3 separate regions of the Homo sapiens genome follow, and regions 1 and 3 are each linked to region 2. Evidence: chromatin contacts called from ENCODE Hi-C data. All regions are on one chromosome and are shown on one strand. Each heading gives the region's core, a stretch centred on a gene start or an enhancer-like site at or near the end of the contact. The rest is flanking DNA. Distances are from core to core; before and after follow the strand shown. Region 1 holds the start of PHOX2B (paired like homeobox 2B). Region 2 holds the start of BEND4 (BEN domain containing 4). Region 3 overlaps ATP8A1 (ATPase phospholipid transporting 8A1).

Region 1 (4,342 bases), core at 697-3,196, 400 kb before region 2:
TGGTGCGCACCGCTTCTCGGTCGGGGGCTCACCCAGAGAGGCGCTGTGGCCAACTCGTGAGCGCACCTGTGTTTAACAGGTTGGAGTAAGTCATGGTTCTTGACCTTCATGAAGTCACAGACCCTTTGCAAATCTGATGCAAGTCACAGTTTCCGGGAAAATGAACCTATATGCCATGGGGCCAGGTTAAAAGCACTTGAGTTAGGAGGCATTTTTTTGGGGGGCGGGAGGGGAGAAGGAAAAACTTATAATACGGGAGCAAAGTCTGCACACCTTCCACCACAGGCACTTCCTGTCCCCGAAATTGCATCGCTCATCCACGTCCCAAGGCCCCCCATGTCTCTGCTCGGGTGGGAAACACTTCGCAACTGTAAATAAAATGCCAAGAGCGTGCGCTCTAAGCCTCTCTCGAACGCACAGCCACACCAAATCCAGTATTTCTGATCGGCCATGGGGCCCTAGGTCCTTCTCACTCGAGGCTCCAGGACTTCGAATTTCACCAGCCGCCCCTCACCCCACACCTCCCCGGACCAGTGCGGCGGAGCGGGGTCGGTTTCCAGGCGCGCGTACCTGGACTCGCGCCTCTGTGAGGTCGATCTTCAGGGCCAGCTCCTCCCGAGTGTAGATGTCGGGGTAGTGAGTCTCCGCGAAGACCCTTTCCAGCTCTTTGAGCTGGGCACTGGTGAAAGTGGTGCGGATGCGCCGCTGCTTGCGCTTCTCGTTGAGGCCGCCGTGGTCCGTGAAGAGTTTGTAAGGAACTAGAGTATGACAGAGGAGACAGAAAGTGAGCAAATCAGCCGGCAGCTCGCCGGCCGTGGAGCTAGAATGTGAGGACTCCAAGGTCAGGTCATACGGCAGCCGCTACCTACACCCGCGCGAGAGAGTTGCCGAGAGAAGCTGCGGGAAGAAACCGAGGAAATTTGTTATCTGCGGAAACCTGGGCTCAAACTTCGGGCTTGGCGGAGTCCTTTCTGGCACAAGCGCCTTTGGGTGGATTGAAACAGCGCGATGTGACGGACTTGAGATAGTGCTTTCAGCAGGAAAAAACCAGAGAGGAAAAAAATCCAAAAACATCAGTCGGAATATCAGGGAGCCAGGAAAGAAGTTACCAAACAGTCCCACTTTGGGAACTTTTCAATTCTCAGAAAGTTGACCCGGCTCAAAAGTTGGGGGAAAGAGCTGCAAAAAAATAATAATAAATTAAAGAAATAATCATAAAAATGACCAGCCAAAGAGGTGTGAGCCGCTGTCGGTTCTTAAAAAAAGAGACACTGCCAGTAATGAGCTTTACTCTTTGTTATTTAATTATTTTCTAAGCTTTACGTCTCATCGCAAAGTAAATAAATTATGCCTATCATTTTGGCAGCTTAAGATAATTTTGTTGGCGGTTCGGGTGTGACTAGGATAGTGTAACCCTGTAAGTGAATTACCCCTCCCTGCAATCGCTTCTAACGTGATAAATTCTTTCATTTGTGTAAGCAAATTTCGTTTGGTAAATACTAAACACATTTCCATTTTCAAATGCAATCAAGGCTTCCTATATACGGGCGGAAAGGCGGCTTCCTCCGCTGAGAAAGCTGAAGGTCCTTACCTGCGGCGTACGGACTGCTCTGGTGGTCCCTGAGGGTGCCCAGGCTGCAGGATCCCGGCGTGAGGGAAGGGCAGCCGGACGTGGCCCCAAAAGTGGTCCTTATCGGGTTATACTGGAAGCCACTGGCCTGGCTGCAGGAACTGAAGTCAGCATAGGCTGAAGCCAGGCTCGAGGTGTCCATCCCAGCCATACAGGACTCGTAGGCAGAGGAATTGAGGTAAGAATATTCCATTTTATACATTGAAAAGGTTCTGGATGGCTCAGCCAAGTGGAAAAATGAAATAAAAGATGGATATGGAGAAGGTGGCTGGAGTGGGGAGATGTGCACAGCTCAACGCCTGCCTCCAAACTGGCCTCCTTACTACCAGCAGAGCCTAGTTTTATGAAAAAGCCTCCTATGAGATGCCTTGTCTGAGGTCTCTAGAGCATATAGTCCTCATAATAAACTTGGCTCTTTCCACTTGGACAATAGCAAAGCGGTTGGTCTTATTGCTGGCGCTTTTTACATGACAATAACTCATCCGTCTATTGGGCTGGCACTGGGGAACTGAGCTGTCCAACCTCCCTATCATTGATTCCTGCATCTCTAATTAGAATTTAATACCACACCATTACGCACCGAGCCCCTGATCCTCCCTTCTAACCAGCTCCCTGCCCTTTAATTCAATCACACTACTTGGAAATAATGAAAGTTGGGTGACGATTCTCCCTGATCCAATTTCCCCGAGCTTTTAAGCCTTTTTAACTGATCATATACCTTAGGCATAAATTGAGATAGTGTGTGTGTTTTCCCCCTTCTTCGTCCTCTTCTTTTTTTCCCCCTCGGTTAGGGAGAAGAAACCTTGATGTCATAGAAAACCTGTTTTGTAAGAGTGTTACACGCTCAATTTAACAACAAGCCTACCCCCCGAAGTGCATGAAATGTTATAAAGGACTGGGACATTGGCAAGACTCAGGCGCCCTGTAACATAGAGTAAGTGGGCCAAGGGGGTTTATGTGAACGATAAGCGGATTTCTTTAAAAATACACCTGGTAGAGGGGGTTAAAAAAAAGAGAGACAGAGAGAAAGCATCTTATAAATTGCATTTCTTCTTGCAGCTAAATGTGCTTTCAAGAGACTCAGGGTATACAGCCACTTAAAAATAATAATAAAAAAATCTGAGGAAAGCTTTCGAATGTGAAACATCTGGATTCTCGACCGTTGTGTTCTTTGCTCTCAGTTCTGTCTGTTTGCATTAGCGCAAGCCTTGGTTGGTTTGAGTTTCTGTGAGGTTGTTCGTTTTAATTACACCATAACTGGCAAGCGAGCATGAAGTGTACCCAAATGTATCTCCTCTTTCATCTCTTTCGGGCGCTCTCCCTCTTTCTCGCCTCTTTTTTTTTTTCAGGTGCCCACAATCCTCCACAGACCCGGGGATTGTGTCTGTTTGCCTTTTAGGTTTGCGGACTGTAGTGAGGGAAATTCTTGCCATGTAAATGCCCAGGCAAGGGCTCCAGGTCGGGCACCTTTCTTGTCCGATTCCTCAGGCTTTTGGGTGCTGGCAGCGAGGCACAGACAAAGGAGCGAGCAGTGATTTGTGGACTTCAGTGGCCCCATGATTTAAGCGGAGGGTAATTTTCATTTGGTTTGTTAGGCCCTAGCAGAATAAGGGAAACTATTTCATTAAATCCTTCCTCTCGGTGGACAAGAGGGGGAAAGCTTAGCTGAATCGCCGTGTGGTGTAAACAAACCCTGGATATTTTATATGAATTAAATGTGTAGATAATTAGTTTTATTGCATTCATTACCCCCTTTATGTGCTCTGTAACAAGTCAGTAATTAAAGTAACAAACTCATAAAGTCTTTATAGGGGCATTTAGGCGTTCAGTGTTTGCCAAACTAAGTGGTTTAATTCGATGCTAGTGCCGGGGAGTGGATGGGCTCCCGCTCTCCCCTGCCACCGTGTTTTATTGCGCACTAAACTGCCGCGGACGCAGTAATGGATTAAACGGGGACAGCGGTCCCCCAGCCTTGTGCTTCTTTGCAGGGTGAGTTTCAGGCTCGTTTCAGGTGGTTGCAAATCCTCGGGGCGTGAGGAAGCGCTAAAGTCGGGAGTGCAGGGAGCCGGACCTACCGAGGATCCTGGTGATAGTTTTATGGGGAGGGCTGATAGTTTTATTGCAGTTGTATGTTGTACAATGCGTATTTGATAAAGAAGGGCCCTTGGTGACCAGTGTGCACTTTTTTGTGCACGGGGGTGAAATGAAAATAAATGTATACAAGGTTTTACTGCGGCGGGAAACAAATTGCAACGCTCTAAATGGTTTTTCTTTATGGTCACCAGACAAGAGGAGAAAAGGGATGCAAACATCTGTCTTCAGTCCCCTAAACCTAAAGGCCAGCAAAGACGGATGCGAATCCAAGTGCTATTACAGCGGAGATTTGTCTTTATTTATCCCGCTCTCATGAATATGAATTTGCATTTGGGCCGGGAGGTGGCTGTATCCCTTTGGACTCCACACATGGAATTTCCCCCACGCTCATCCCCCTCCCCAACCACTTAAGGGAGGTGGGGGATAGGTTGTCAAGCACAAGGCTGAGATCGTCCAAGTTTCTTCGTTCCCTCGGATTTCGGGTTGGGGGATGTGCTTGCTGGTTTTCTGAACGCAACTCTGCCGCCGAGGCCTGCACTCAGGAGATGTGGATGTAGGGAGCACAGGCCGGGGTGTCCACCGCCAGCCCGCTCCTCTGCTGTAGGGTTTAAGCGCGTT
Region 2 (4,755 bases), core at 2,082-4,581:
ACATCACTGTGCCTGTTAAGAGATGGCTTTGTCCATCAGTGATTAATATTATGACCACAATTCATGATGTCTAGTTCTATGGCTTTCTTCCCCCCAGACTATTTCCCTCACTGTATGGAAGAAGCCTACCATCCAATTCCCATCTTTCCAACAAGCACGAGGGATCCAGCCCTTGGTGCTATCAAGCTTACCCCTCTCTATGACCTCCTTAAAAACAACAAAAGCAACCGTGAGAATAAAAGGAAATATGGAGAAATTCGAAGGGCATCAAAAAAGCCCCTCTTCACTCCTTTAGATTTAGTGATGTTATAATTTCCATCTGGGAACAGAGACAAAATAAACTAAACAGGACATCAGAAGGAACACTGAAAAAGAACATTTAGAACAAGGTGAGAAAAGGAAGGAAAAAAAAAACCCACATGAAGGAAGGACAGCAAGGAAACTGCCAGGGTAGAAGTAACCAAGGAAAGAACAGCAAGTGACTGGTGCAGAAAAAAAGAAGCAATACAGGAAATATATAGCCGGCTAAAACTATGGATGAAAATGGAAATGAGAAGGGGGTAAATTTACAGTGTATAACAGGAAGTAAAATATGGAAAGACAATCAACAAAGGCTGGAAGGAGAAGCAAGAGGAGATCAAAGACTGACCTGGGCAGATAGAGGGGAAAACGTCAATGAAAATGATGGAACTGAGGCTACGCAAAAGAGTAAAAGCAAAACACAGAAAATGGGAAAAGGACCCAAATTGCTGGCAAAGAACATAAAAATACAGGATGATAAAGCTGAGCCTAGAAATAAACACATGCCTGAACAAGAAGTAGTTTAGGAGAAAATAAGATCTCAAGCCAGAAAGAAAGAAAATGAACCTCCTTAAGAAGGGGGGAAAAAGAAAAAAAGTAAGGAGGAAAATCAAGTGAGCCAACTGCCTAACAAAGAATATAAAAACACAATGGAATATTGGGGCAAGAGCAACTGAAAAAAAACATACCCCACAAACAATAAGGAAGTCCACCTAAGAACCCCACTGAAAGCAATCAAACATCTTCAAATCAGTGAGAGATGCAACAGATCAAGTCTTCACTATAACCTGTAATTAGGTTTTCTTTTCCAAAACCAATCCTTCATGTGTCAAAATATTGACAAACAACAGAATTATTACTGGAGGCATCTATAACTCATTTAGACACAACACTTCTATTTTCCACAGGAGAAAAAAATAAGTCTCAAGATTCACTGACATGCAGGATTTGGGGGGCTTCAAAGTGCCATAAAAGGCCTTGGCAGGAACTTTTAGTTCTAATGAGTGGATAAACGTGGCTGCACCCACTGGGAGCTGGTGGAGAGGTCCCTTGGGCGCAGGCCTCAGGCTGTGGCCTCGCAACCAGCCCATCTCGCTCCCTGCAGGCAGGCAGTGGGCTGCTTTGCCGGGCAGCGCCCGCAGACTCGAGATAAAGGAGAGGAGTCGCGGACCCCAGAGTGGGTGCCTCCCACGAGGCGTTTCTGTAAGGCTCGGGCCGAGATGCTCGGGAGGGGCAGGACCCCGCGGCGCGGCAGCGTGCCACGGACGGGGACGAGGGGATGGCGGGGACGACGACGTGGGCGGTGGGAGCAGAGTGCCTGCGACTCCCGGGGCAGGAAGGAGGGGCGGGATGGTTCCCCGCGCCCGAAATCCACGGCGTGGCGGACGCGGAGGAGCCCCGAGTCTCACAACCAAGGGGTGGGAAGGAAAAGGGACAGAGCGAGACAGAGCGCCCCCGAGAAACACAGGCGCACAAAAAAAGACAGAAGGAAAAACGGAACTGAGAGCCAGCCAGCATGGACTGCGACAGCGTGAGAGTGCATCAAAGAGGTGGCGAAGAAAGCACTAGAAGGCAAAGGAGAAGTGGAGAGAAGAAGAAACAAATGGAGGAAGAAGGAGAAAGGGAAAAAGCAGACGGAAAAAGTGAAGTAGTACGAGGGCGTCCCAGCGGGGCGGCCCGAGAAGCTCCAGCTTCTTCCCGAGCGGCCGCCGCTATCCCCCGGGGGGGCGTCTGGCCCCACTCCGGACCACGCCCGAGCGATCCTGGTCGCCGACTGCCACAGCCGTGCTTCCCGGCGCGGGATCCAAGCCGCGGAGCCACCTGTTAGGCGCGCGCCGTCGGAAGCCCAGGCGCGGCGGCGCTGGAGAATCCTCTCGAAGTTTCCGGGTGCGCGGGGAGGCCCCAGGTGCGCCCCGACATCCCGACACGGCCCAGCACGGGTAAGTGTCGGCGGCCCCCCGCTTCTCCTTCCTGGGTCCCCTCCCGCTGCCCCCGGCCGTGGCGGGAAGGAAAGTTGTGCGGAGAGTTGGTACCTGCGCTGAGCTCCAGGCTGGCGCTGTCGCTACCCGTGCCGCCGGTGCCGGCGGCCGCCGCCGCGCCTGGGCCATACCTGACGACAGCGGCGAACGAAGACGACGAGGAGGCGGCGGGGGACGCGGGCGGCGGCTGCGCCGGAGTCCTCAAGTGGCCCTGGGATGTGGCGGGCGTGCAGGACGGCGACGACGACGAAGCGGCGGCGGCGGCCCGGCCGGGCCCGGGGGGGTAGGAGCTCTGCGCCTGGAACTGCTGCGGCGGCGGCTCGCTGCTGCTGATGGAGACGGCGGCGTGCGGCGCGAAGGGCGGCGGGGGCGGCGGGGGCGCCCGCACGTGCGGCAGCTCCACCAGGGTGGGTCGCTCGTAGCGCTTGGCCAGCGCCGGTCTCTTGCTGGGGAACGTCTTGAGGACGCTGTAGGGGCTGCGCTGCTTGTAGATTTTGGGGACGCTGGGCCCCTCCTCTGCCGGCTGCATCTCTTCCTCCATCCGGCGCCTCGGGGCCGGTCCCTCGGAGCACGTCCCCTCCCCGCCGGGCGCCGGGCTCCGAGGGTGCCTCCGCCGCCTGCCCGCCGGGTCTGCCCTGGTGCGCGCGTGTGGGAGGGTGTGTGTCTGTGCCGTGGCCGCCGCCGCCGCCGCCTGTCGCTGAGGCTGGCATCGCCGAGCCCCCGCGCGGGGGGCTGCCGCCCGAGCTCCTGATTGACAGGCTGCCTCGCCAATGCCTGGAGGGAGAAAGGAGGTAAAGAGCAAGTGTTTAGGGTAATATCTGCTAATGATAATGGGGGCGGGGCGGGGCCTGGCGCCGCAGCCGCCCGCGGGGTCTGCCTGGCGGCTCCGCGCCTCCGACGGGGAGCGGGGGAAGGGGGAAAGCGAGGACCTGGAGGACGCCCGGGAACTGGTGAAGAAGGTGGGGATCCGGGATCTGGCTACGGCGAGACTTTAGAGACCCAGATGTGGACTCGAGGCTTCTGCGGCTGCGGGCGGGGTCCGGCTTCCGAAACGAGCTCGTGGCGCCCCCTGCATGACCCCAAACTCTCGGGGTTGCACAGAGGAGGGGCTAGTCGTTGGGGCGGGGTCGTCAGAGTACGTGTGTATTACAGCAAGTTCTTCTACCAATCGGGAATTGCTCTCCGATCCTTCTGAAAAGAACCTCTTGAAGATCTTGGCCCGGGTGGTCGCGCGGTGTTTACGGGGCTTTGGGGTCCTGCTTTCCCCGAGCATCGCGGCCTCTGAGCTCATGCGGAACATAAAAGCTCGCAAGGCGTAGAACTTTTTCACGTTTTCATTTGTTTCCCGTAGGGGCCCCGAGAACGTGCATGACACCATGATTTCCCCCCCATTATAAAGATGAGAAAACCGAGGCTCTGAGAGGTTGAAGGGAATTGCCCAAAGTCAGACACTCGGGAGTGTGCGGCTGTGTTGCACTGACGCATCCAGGTTATTTGAAGTCAACTCCTCACTTCCCATAGCCAGTAGCCTCTGTGCAATTGAGTGGGGAAATGTCCTGATACCTCCCTTTGAGGTGATGATTACTTTCAACAGTGTCATTTTTAATATATGTATATGTACTTGCAAGCCCAGGGAAACACGAGAACTCACTCCTTGCATTGTTTTACTCACTGCAACTGGCGCCATCCGGCGAGGGTCTGGAGGGTGCCCAATTTCAGTAGCCGTTTGAATGAGAGATCTCAGTCGTTGGGAGGAAGATCCTCCATGGGATGCAGATGTCCTGGTCTCTCCCAGCCACTTTTTGGGGCAGAGGGTCCATTGCTCCCTATCCCAAATCACCCCTCTTCTAGGCCAACCAGCATACCCTGCCCCAGGTTTGCTTTTCAGCCTTCCTTTTTCGTTCTCCAGGTCAGAGTTCTGGATGCTCCTTGATGTAGGACCCTCATCTCTGCACTCTGAAGTTTGTTTCCTTTTCAGAGCCTTCCTTTTATTCTTAGGAAGGTGACCCATTTTCTTCTGGGGGTTCACATCTTTTGGCCTCTCTTTCCCTGGTCTCCTTCCCTTTGGAAGCTTTTTCTCTCTGCCTTGCTGGTTCAGCTTCTGTATTATTCCCCCCTAGATTGTCTCCCTCTCTCCTGCAGCTTCCTCAGATGGTGCTGTGTCCCCCCCCCAATCCATTTATTAGAGATGAAATAAATAATGCCATAAATATAAGTATTTGGGAGTCCAGGAACTGTCAGGGCTGATTAGGGCATAGAGGACATTTTCTTTCTCATTATGCAAAAGCATTTCATGGGGAAATAAAAGAGGTTTCATTGTAACTCATGCATGTCATATTTCAAGGAATTCAAGATATTAATCATATTTAACATTATTTGCAATGTTTCTCCCTGGCTTCTGAAAACTGCTAAATGAGGACACGTGGATCACTAGGAAAAGGAGACAAGCATGAGAGGGACAGTTAAGAAATAATGA
Region 3 (4,659 bases), core at 1,772-4,271, 480 kb after region 2:
TGAAAATTAGCATTTTAAGAAAACGTCCCATCCCCTTTACCACCCAAAATGAACAGTCCTTGCCACATCAAATTTATAGAACACCCAAAATAAGCTGATAAAAATGAATCAAAAGGCTGGAAAAGGTAGTGGATTCCAACACTGCTTGCAGCAGGAGCCAGAAATGTCCACCAAAACCAGCTTATCTCTCGGCATTTACATAAACCTCAGGGGATTGGTCACGGGCTTAACATTTATTAGTACCTGAACATTTGACAAGGTTTTATGACGTGACTTTACCTGCAGCAGTGCAATAAAGAGAAAAAATGAATTAGCAGCTCTTCTGAACTGAGAGTAGAGAAATCTTGGAAGGAATGTGATTATGTTGTATTTTGCAGTGCTAGAAAACAAAAATGAAAAGTAGCATAAAACTTCTCCATAATTAGCACCCACACTTACAAAGTTCTGTTACTAACATATAAAAAGTTAGATAAGGAACATTTGCCGGCTGTTTCAAATTGGGAGAATATTGCAAAGGGTCATTAACCTAAATGAAAAAGAGTGAAAAGGTTAAATAAATGGTAAAGCATGAATACCACAGATTTTTTTTTTTTTGCATAATCTTTTGTCCTATTTGGCCAATTATTCTGCTTAACATTACTAGAAGTAGCTTACAAAGAAGAGCAACTTTGGAGTTAAAGGGCTCCAGCCCTCCATAAGACAGAGTACAACGTGTGACTAGAAAATAAAATCTTGCCAAAAGAACCCCGAAATCAGCAATTTGAGCAATTTGACCAGACACTGTAAACAGAGATGCCTTTCCTGGATAATTTCAGGGAGATCTCTGGGGTTCTGTTTGAATTTTCTTCACTGCCACTCCAGGAACATGGCTAGAAATCCACACTAAACACACCAGATATGCCCACATCAGTAAGATATCACTACTTAGGTCTTAGAAACACCCAGATCTTCCTCTTGTTTATCAAATAGAAAGGAGATTAAAGCAGACACATGCCACATTACCCAAATTGAGAAATGTTCCTCTAGAATTTGAAATTGTACATATTAAGTGGGCACTTCTCAAATCTAGTTAACTCTGCCACTGGAGAAACACTTTATTGGTATTGAAGGTGTTTATGTGGTCCCAGAAGCCGCATAAGTGGCCAGTGCTTACACAGATACTTTTTACATTATTGTTGGAATGAAAACACAACAGTGCAGTGAAGTAATTCGCACAGCCCTCCATTCCTCCACACCATACTAAACTTCACAACTATCAAAAACCAATACTTAAAGACTATATAACCAGAAGGAATTCTTGGTGCAGAATTGCAAAGACCTCTTCTAAAATGTTAAAACTTGCTAACCAAAACCAGTAACGCATCGCTCTATTAACAGGTTTAGGACAGAGGCATTTACACATAAGCAGCTTTCATTATTCAATATCTATGCAGCATCGGCAGAGGATGGGTGCTTATTCTTTCTGCTCCTCGCTATTTCCAGATTCTTATGAATATTTCTCTATGGGAGAGAAGATGGGGAAACAGCCTATTCACACTGCCAACAGGGAGCTCTCAAATATTAACTGACTGCACTGAAAGCTCTTTGCAAGCATTTTCATTTTGACCTAACCAGCTCTGCTCTGCTGGCTGGTCTCATGGCATTCTTTGGTAGTTCTTACCTGACATGGTTATTGCAGAATTTTGTCAGCTGGGGCTGGTTGATGAAAATAGTCCTTACTTCCTCCTGGTCAGCCAGTGAGGTCTTCTCTGAAACATCATCTGTCTTCTCATAACCTTAAAAAGAGATCTTCTTATTGTACAAGAAATGTTTTATTGTCCAGACCAAAAACAGATTTCATAACTAGTCTAGAATATGAAATCTGTTAAAAGCTACTTGCTTCCCCTTAACTGTTGTTTCTTTTATAATAAAAAGTAACATCCCCATATTTAACATTTCTACTAGATTTAAAGGGCAGCATTTAACAGTCATGTAAAAACTGAGCCATATCAAAAACAAGACATAACATCAACTTTCCATTTCCCCCGTAAGTGTTCAACTTCTTTCCTTCCACTATATAAAAAGATGCCCAGAAGTAAACCTTAATTTTAAACTGGTTTAAATTACAGTTTTAGGTAAAACTAACAAGGTAATTTAAAATATAGTCAAAAATTAAAGCATATGCATTTAATACTTTTCTGGGTTTTTTCCCAGATGAAGACAGAAGAAAAGATAAATAGTAAGGTTTAAATAGAGAACTGCAACAATGATCCAACTCACTATCATCACCTATTTTTTTCTCCAGTTAGAATTCATGTTCACAAACGAACTTTAAATTTCTCAAGAGCACTTCAAGTCATCTCATAATCATTGAAACAACAGGATACATTCAACTGGGTACTTTGTTGCAATGTTGACAAACACTTTAAAAAATACATACAAGTTCTAGAACAGAATATCAACAGATAGTATTTTAAACAGCTTTTTGTGTCTTCTAGTGAAAAATCAAAGGGGTGACAACAGTACTGTATCTCCAAAACCCATTTTTCTTCTCTTTTCTGCCTAGCCAATGCCAACTCCTCCCATAAGACCTGCTGACATGTGGTTTCTTCTGAAGTGTTCTATGATGTTCAAGTTAGGTAAAACGTCTTTGGGTTTCCACAGCCCTCTGAACCTCCCCACTCTTCAGCAAAACACTTACCAGAAGGTTTTGTTGCTGCCTGAGTCAGGTTCCCCCTACCAGAATGGGAACTCCCTAGGGCCATAGAGGGTGTGTTATTCATCTTCTCAACACCAGTGCCAACAAACAGCAGGTACCCAATGTTTGCCGAATACATATACCCAATGAAAAATGAGTGGTTGACTGTTTTTTGGGGGCAAGAAAAGCTGCTCCACCCACTGATGAAAAAACAACTGTTGGCCAAGTGCTGGTAACAACTATGTGAAAAGCTGGCCTGTGGGGTTTGTTATAGTATGAAACCAGAAAATCACTGAGGTGTTCTACAAAGGTGAGAAGCATGAGCACAGGGACTGGGGTGTGAGAAACGGTGTCATGTGTGCAGGGGAGAGCAAACAGGGCAGTGCTGCTGGAGCACAGACAGAAGGCGGACGAGAAACCACGCTGAGGAAGCACGCAGGCCAGGTCCCAGAGGACCCTGCGCTCTGCTTGGCAGCCAACCACTGAAAGCTTTCCAAGTAGGAGGGGCACAGGGTGAGAGGCACATTGTATCCTTATCACCCTGGAGGTCACATGGCTCCGAGTAGATTCTGTCACACCCATTTTGCAGTTTCAGACCCAATCAGCAGCTTTGCTCACAGTGTTTCCCTACACCATGTTCTAAACACATACTTTTCCCTCTAGTTTTGTATAATTGAAATTTCACACATGGGTTATTGAATAGAGGGAGATCAATCTTTAAAAAAAATTGAGTCCTTTATTAGGTCTTCCTTCGTGGTAGCATGAAGACCAGAGTGTGCTGTTCCCCGCCTCTGGATTAGAGAGAGAGCCTCAAAAAAACCAGCTCTTCACTCCACTCTGAGCTGATGTTCTCAGGTTGTGTTGTATTTACTTTATATAATGGACTTTTGAGTGTTGTATCTACTTTATGTAATGGGACTTTTGAGGGCCCCGCCCTTGGATGTCCTTAGCTGAGGAACTGGGTGTTACTCCATCCAGACACACCTACTTACATTGAGGTCTCAAACGCTGCTGGGAGAGCACTGGATATTGCTATCCACTGAAAGCAATTGGATACTGCATCTCCCCCTCAGATATTAACTTGTATTCAAGAATTTCTGTGGGGCAAAGGATTTTCCTTGAACTAAAGGGACTGGAATTAACCCCATCCCTTATGTGGGAATCAGAGTAATTAAAACAATCCTAATGGATTAGTAGGGGCCCAACCTAGGTCAGATAATAAGGGATCTTTAAAGAGAAAACTCACCAAAATGAAGGGGAAAATCTAAACTGTAAACTGTTGCCAGGGGTAGGACCATCGAAGAGACTGGATGGCTCTGAGCACAGGATTTCACAGACAACATAGGCTTTCTTTACCCAGGCATTACAGAAAAGCTTTGGAAAGATATTGTACATGAAGCTGAATGTATGCAGAACGCTTCGCTCTGTTGTGCCCTGACCAGGTGTGATACTGAGGAAGGGAGATCTGCACTGAAAGCAGGGAGTGAGGCTCTCAGCCAGTGGAGCTGGTAGGCACCTCTCCCCTGTCTCCTCAGCAGTGACATGGAGAGCCATCAGGCACCTGAAGCCCACTCCCAGAATGTTTGAAGGCCAGAGATTGCAGGTATCACCTTCTGTTATGTATCCAATTCTGTTTACTCCTAGCAGGTGACAGCAAGCTAGCAGTAAACAGGCACAGCAACCTCAGAGGTTCTCAGAAATATCTCAGTGAACATACTTGACCTCAGAGATCCTCAGGAATATTCTGATGAAGGTACCTGGGAAAAAGACTAGCATTTTTGCTAATTTGGAAGTGAGAGTTTGTAACCATTATAATTAAACTCTTCAATGCAATCATCTTACATTGCAGAAATGGGCAACTTAGGTCTGGACTTAACGTAAGTAACCTGTCAATCCAGACTCTTTCCATGTAAAGAGAAACGGACTCTTCCATTTGATTAATGAACCAACACTTTGAGGAAGGTAGGTAGCAATTTTGATCT

The links. A loop is a pair of places that touch in the nucleus more often than their neighbours do. Pooled maps may share reads with other maps.
Region 1: a loop to region 2 is called in a pooled map, with 19 times the contacts of the local background. The contact joins the promoter of PHOX2B here to the promoter of BEND4 in region 2. A Hi-C loop is called at or near these places in 4 of 50 pooled maps.
Region 3: a map of B cell shows a loop between it and region 2 (8-fold over the local background). The contact joins the enhancer-like site here to the promoter of BEND4 in region 2. A Hi-C loop is called at or near these places in 1 of 168 maps with a recorded cell type or tissue (B cell), 9 of 37 single-sample maps with no recorded cell type and 5 of 50 pooled maps.

The regions. Positions count from the first base shown.
Region 1 is chr4:41,746,779-41,751,120 of GRCh38, forward strand. It overlaps PHOX2B (paired like homeobox 2B), which reads right to left and starts at 1,947. Exons shown (of 3, transcript NM_003924.4): 1 at 1,592-1,947; 2 at 571-758. The coding sequence starts at 1,832. PHOX2B-AS1 (PHOX2B antisense RNA 1) reads left to right here and starts at 1,571. Exons shown (of 4, transcript NR_187403.1): 1 at 1,571-1,808.
Region 2 is chr4:42,149,324-42,154,078 of GRCh38, forward strand. It overlaps BEND4 (BEN domain containing 4), which reads right to left and starts at 3,332. Exons shown (of 6, transcript NM_207406.4): 1 at 3,209-3,332; 2 at 2,334-3,053. The coding sequence starts at 2,820. RefSeq lists an enhancer at 1,806-2,649 and silencers at 2,415-2,504, 2,705-3,024.
Region 3 is chr4:42,625,335-42,629,993 of GRCh38, forward strand. ATP8A1 (ATPase phospholipid transporting 8A1) reads right to left here. Exons shown (of 37, transcript NM_006095.2): 2 at 1,661-1,775; 3 at 280-379. Among named protein-coding and RNA genes, the nearest start is that of ATP8A1, 29 kb to the right of the region's middle. RefSeq lists a silencer at 1,634-1,683. Within about 2 kb of position 3,022, at least 15 of the 41 ENCODE cell types and tissues checked have a DNase peak (open chromatin) inside an H3K27ac peak, as active enhancers do; they include B cell, where a contact is called at or near this core.